Regions from separate parts of the Homo sapiens genome. Here region 1 is linked to region 2. Evidence: chromatin loops called from intact Hi-C (ENCODE). Cell type or tissue: heart left ventricle. All regions are shown on one strand. Each heading gives the region's core, and the rest is flanking DNA. Links, peaks and the distances in the headings are about the cores only. Region 1 has its middle 9.6 kb from the start of ZNF138. Region 2 has its middle 46 kb from the start of MIR6839.

What was found. Peaks named below come from ENCODE experiments on the same cell type or tissue, not always from the same donor. Only the 100,000 strongest peaks of a DNase experiment are listed, where the experiment ranks them.
Region 1: a loop joins it to region 2, with 5 times the contacts of the local background. A loop is called at or near these places in 1 of 110 quality-filtered maps.

What each region holds. Positions count from the first base shown.
Region 1 is chr7:64,783,365-64,786,280 of GRCh38, forward strand. No RefSeq gene overlaps it. Among named protein-coding and RNA genes, the nearest start is that of ZNF138, 9.6 kb to the right of the region's middle. In heart left ventricle, for the core only: no CTCF peak of the experiment used is centred there; a DNase peak (open chromatin) is centred at 1,667.
Region 2 is chr7:64,723,319-64,726,234 of GRCh38, forward strand. No RefSeq gene overlaps it. Among named protein-coding and RNA genes, the nearest start is that of MIR6839, 46 kb to the left of the region's middle. In heart left ventricle, for the core only: no CTCF peak of the experiment used is centred there; no DNase peak of the experiment used is centred there.

The DNA of each region.
Region 1 (2,916 bases), core at 288-2,787, 60 kb after region 2:
AATGGCATGTCTTGGCTCACTGCAACCTCTGCTTCCTGGGTTCAAGCAAGTCTCCCTGCCTCAGCCTCCTGACTAGCTGGGATTACAGGTGCCTGCCACTATGCCCAGCTAATTTTTTTGTATATTTAGTAGAGATAAGGTTTTGCCATATTGGCCAGGCTGGTCTTGAACTCCTGACCTCAGGTGATCCGCCCGCCTCGGCCTCCCAAAATGTTGGGATTATAGGCGTGAGCCAACGTGCCCGGCCCATCTTATTTTAACTAAATTTTACTTACAGCATATTTTCCTGAGTTGAAGATATGAGAAAATGTTTTAGCCTAAAGTGTTAGCTCTGTCCTTTGGAAATATAAACTTTACTGTATCACCCGAGTTGTCCCTTTAGAAATGCAGCGAGATAGATGGCAACACAATAATAGTGAAGGACCTTCAATACTCCATTGACAGCACTGGACAGTTCATCAAGACAGAAATTCAACAAAGAAACAGTGTACTTAAGCTATACCCTAGAACAAATGGATATAACAAATATTTACAGAACATTCTACCCAACAACTACAGTATATACATTCCTTTTATTCAGCACATGGAATATTCTCCAAGATAGACCATATGATATGCCACAAAACAAGTTTCAATAAATTTTAAAAAATTAATATTATATCAAGTACACTCAGACCACAGTGAAATAGAATTGGAAATCAACTCCAAAAGGAACCCTCAAAACAATACACATATCCCTCTCCCTCTCCCTCTTCCTCTCCCTCTCCCTCTCCCCACGGTCTCCCTCAGATGCCGAGCCGAAGCTGGACTGTACTGCTGCCATCTCGGCTCACTGCAATCTCCCTGCCTGCTTCTCCTGCCTCAGCCTGCCGAGTGCCTGCGATTGCAGGCGCATGCCGCCACGCCTGACTGGTTTTCATATTTTTTTGGTGGAGACGGGGTTTTGCTGTGTTGGCCGGGCTGGTCTCCAGCTCCTAACCGCGAGTGATCCGCCAGCCTGGGCCTCCCGAGGTGCCGGGATTGCAGACGGAGTCTCGTTCACCCAGTGCTCAATGGTGCCCAGGCTGGAGTGCAGTGGCGTGATCTCGGCTCCCTATAACCTCCACCTCCCAGCCGCCTGCCTTGGCCTCCCAAAGTGCCGAGATCGCAGCCTCTGCCCGGCTGCCACCCCGTCTGGGAAGTGAGGAGCGTCTCTGCCTGGCCGCCCATCGTCTGGGATGTGAGGAGCCCCTCTGCCTGGCTGCCCAGTCTGGAAAGTGAGGAGCGTCTCTGCCCGGCCGCCATCCCATCTAGGAAGTGAGGAGCGCCTCTTCCCGGCTGCCATCCCATCTAGGAAGTGAGGAGCGTCTCTGCCCGGCCGCCCATCATCTGAGATGTGGGGAGCACCTCTGCCCCGCCGCCCCGTCTGGGATGTGAGGAGCGCCTCTGCCCGGCCGCAACCCCGTCTGGGAGGTGAGGAGCGTCTCTGCCCGGCCGCCCCGTCTGAGAAGTGAGGAGACCCTCTGCCTGGCAACCGCCCCGTCTGAGAAGTGAGGAGCCCCTCCACCCGGCAGCCACCCCATCTGGGAAGTGAGAAGCGTCTCCGACCGGCAGCCACCCCGTCCGGGAGGGCCAGCCGCCCCGTCCGGGAGGGAGGTGGGGGTTCAGCCCCCTGCCCGGCCAGCCGCCCCGTCTGGGAGGGAGGTGGGGGTTCAGCCCCCTGCCCGGCCAGCCGCCCCGTCTGGGAGGGAGGTGGGGGGGTCAGCCTCCCGTCTGGGAGGTGAGGGGTGCCTCTGCCTGGCCACCCCTACTGGGAAGTGAGGAGCCCCTCTGCCCGGCCACCACCCCGTCTGGGAGGTGTGCCCAACAGCTCATTGAGAACGGGCCATGATGACCGTGGCGGTTTTGTGGAGTAGAAAGGGGGGAAATGTGGGGAAGGGATTGAGAAATTGGATGGTTGCCGTGTCTGTGTAGAAAGAAGTAGACTTGGGAGACTTTTCATTTTGTTCTGTACTAAGAAAAATTCTTCTGCCTTGGGATCCTGTTGATCTGTGACCTTACCCCCAACCCTGTGCTCTCTGAAACATGTGCTGTGTCCACTCAGGGTTAAATGAATTAAGGGCGGTGCAAGATGTGCTTTGTTAAACAGATGCTTGAAGGCAGCTAAGAGTCATCACCACTCCCTAATCTCAAGTACCCAGGGACACAAACACTGCGGAAGGCCACAGGGTCCTCTGCCTAGGAAAACCAGAGACCTTTGTTCACTTGTTTATCTGCTGACCTTCCCTCCACTATTGTCCTATGACCCTGCCAAATCCCCCTCTGCGAGAAACACCCAAGAATGATCAATAAAAAAAAAAAAAAAAAGAAGGTATGTATGGTATGATCCCACTTTATGAAACGACTAAAACCTCTTGTATTTGTCTACGTATATATGCAGTGTCTGTATGTGATTATAAGAGCACAGAGAAAAAAAACAAAACAAAAACAAAACAAAACAAAACAAAATACACATACCAGAAAATTAAATAATCTTTTCCTGAATGATCTTTGGGTCAACAATGAAATGAAGATGAAAATTAAAAAAATTTTTTGAACTTAATGATAATAGTGACACAAATTATTAACACCTCTAGGATACAGCAAAAGCAGTGCTAAGAGAAAAGTTCATAGCATTAAATGCCTGCATCAAAAAGTCTGAAAGAGCTCAAATAAAACATCTGAGCTCATACCTCAAGGAACTAGAAAACCAAGGAGAAAGCAAACCCAAACTTAGCAGGAGAAAATATGTTACAAGTATCAGCACACAACTAAATAAAAGTGAAACAAAAATTACAAAAGATAAATGAGAGAATTGCTGGTTATTTGAAAAGATAAAATTGATAGACCACTAGTGAGATTAACCAATATAGGCGGAGAGAAGATCCAAATAAGCTC
Region 2 (2,916 bases), core at 328-2,827:
CTAGTTCTAGGGGTGCACGAAGATTTAAAGGGCACATTTTTCCGGGATTTGGCCATAACATGAGCACTGGAAATGAAAGAAATAGGTCCCATAGGGAAGGCAGTGCCCGTGAGGGTAGAATCTGGGTGTGGGTGTGACCACTCCCCATCCCAACTTGGCTCTATCTTGTCCTTTGAAGAGACAGAGTAATAGCAAAAGGCAAGAAGGGGACTTGGGTTTGGGGTCACAAGGCCTGATTTTAGGTCTGGAGTTGGCCTCTTAAAGGCTATGTGAAGTTGGCAATGTCTTCAGTCCCTCTCCTGCATTTGCAAAATGAGGAAGGTGAGGCTGGATGAGTTCTGAGGTTCCTTTCAGTCTTTTTTAAAAAAATTTTTATTTCCATAGGTTTTTGGGGAGCAGGTGGTATTTGGTTACCCAAGTAAGTTCTTCAGTGGTGATTTGTGAGATTTTGGTGCACCCATCACTCAAGCAGTATACACTGAACCCAATGTGTAGTATTTTCTCTCTCACCTTCTTCCCACCCTTTCCCCCTGAGTCTTAAAATCTGTTGTGTCATTCTTATGCCTTTGCATCCTCATAGCTTAGCTCCCACTTATGAGTAAAACATACGAGTTTGGTTTTCCATTCCTGAGTTATTTCACTTAGAATAATAGTCTCCAATCTCATCCAGGTTTCTGTGAATGCCATTAACTGATTCCTTTTTATGGCTGAGTAGTATTCGATTATATATATATTTGATTATATATATATATTTGATTATTATATATATTCGATTATATATATATATATATCCACTTGTTTATATATAGTTTTCATCCACTTGTTGATTGATGGGCATTTGGATTGGTTCCACATTTTTGCAATTGCAAATTGTACTGCTATAAACATGCCTGTGCAAGTATTTTTTTTGTATAATGACTTCTTTTCCTCTGGATAGATACTCAGTAGTGGGATTGCTAGATCAAATGGTAGTTCTATTTTTAGTTCTTTAAGGAATCTCCATACTGTTTTCCATAGTGGTTATACTAGTTTACATTCCCATCAGCCGTGCAGAAGTGTTCCCTTTTCGCCACATCCATGCCATCTATTTTTTTTAATCTTTTGATTATGGCCATTCCTGTGAAAGTAAGATTGTATTGCATTTTGGTTTTGATTTGCATTTCCTTGATCATCAGTGATGTTGTGCACTTTTTCATATGTTTGTTGGCCATTTGTGTATCTTCTTTTGAGAATTGTTTATTCATTTTCTTAGCCCACTTTTTGATGGGATTGTTTGTTCGTTCTTGCTATTTTGTTTGAGTTCATTGTAAATTCTGGATATTAGTCCTTTGTCAGATGTATAAATTGTGAAAATTTTCCCCCATTCTGTGGGTTGTTGTTTACTGACTGTTTCTTTTGCTGTGCTAACGTTCTTTAGTTTAATTAAGTTCCACCTATTTATCTTTGTTTTTATTGAATTTGCTTTTGGGTTCTTGATCATGAAGTTTTTGCCAAAGCCAATGTCTAGAATGGTTTTTCCAATATTATCATTGAGAATTTTTTGTTTCAGGTCTTAGATTTAAGACCTTTATCTATCTTGAATTGATTTTTGTATAAGGTGAGAAATGAAGATCCAGTTACATTCTTCTACATGTGGCTTGCAAATGATCCCAGCACCATTTGTTGAATAGGGTGTCCTTTCACACTTTTTTTTTATTGTTGTTGCTTTGTTGAAGATCAGTGGGCTATAAGTATTTGGGTTTATTTCTGGGTTCTCTATTCTGTTTCATTGGTCTATGTGCCTATTTTTATATCTGTACCATGCAGTTTTGGTGACTCTGGCCTTATAGTATAGTTTGAAATCAGGTAATGTGATGTCTCCAGAAATGTTCTTTTTGCTTAATCTTGCTTTGGTTTGTGGACTCTTTTTTGGTTCTATATGAATTTTCAGATTGCATTTTCTAGTTCTGTGAATAATGATGGTGGTATTTTGATGGGAATTGCATGGGATTTGTAGATTGCTTTTGGCAGTATAGCCATGTTTACAATGTTGATTTACCCATTCATGAGCATGGGATGTGTATTTATTTGATTGTGTCATCTATGATTTCTTTCAACAGTGTTTTGTAGTTTGGTGTATTCCTAAGTGTTTTATTTTTTTTTCAGCTATTATAAAAGGGGTTGGGTTGTTTATTTGATTTTCAGCTTGGGGTGCTGTTGGTGTATAGCAGAGCTATGGATTTGTGTACATTAATTTTGTATCCTGAAACTTTGCTGAGTTCATTTATCACTTCTAGAAGCTTTATGGAAGAGTCTTTAGGGTTTTCTAGGTATACAATTATATCAGCAGCCAACAGCAACAGCAACAAAAAGCAGTTGTTTTTTGTTTTTGTCTTTTTTTTAGACAGAGTGTTGCTCTGTCACCCAGGCTGGAGTGCAATGGCACGATCTCAACTCACTGCAACCTCTGCCTCCTGGGTTCAAGCAATTCTCCTGCCTCAGCCTCCTGAGTAGCTGGGACTACAGGTGCCCGCCACCACGCCTGGCTAATTTTTTTGTATTTTTAGTAGAGACGGGGTTTCACTGTGTTAGCCAGGATGGTCTCGATCTCCTGACCTCGTGATCCAGTCTATCATTGTTGGACATTTGGGTTGGTTCCAAGTCTTTGCTATTATGAATAGTGCCGCAATAAACATACGTGTGCATGTGTCTTTATAGCAGCATGATTTTTGCACATCTTTTTGATATGCTGTTGGATTTGGTTAGCTAGTATTTGGTTACGAATTTTTGCATCTATATTCATCAGGGATATTGGTCTATAGTTTTTTTATTGGTTGTGTCCTTTCCTGGTTTTTGGTATTAGGGTGATACTGGCTTTATAGAATGATTTAAGGAGGATTCCGTCTTTCTCTATCTTGTGGAGTAGTGTCAATAGGA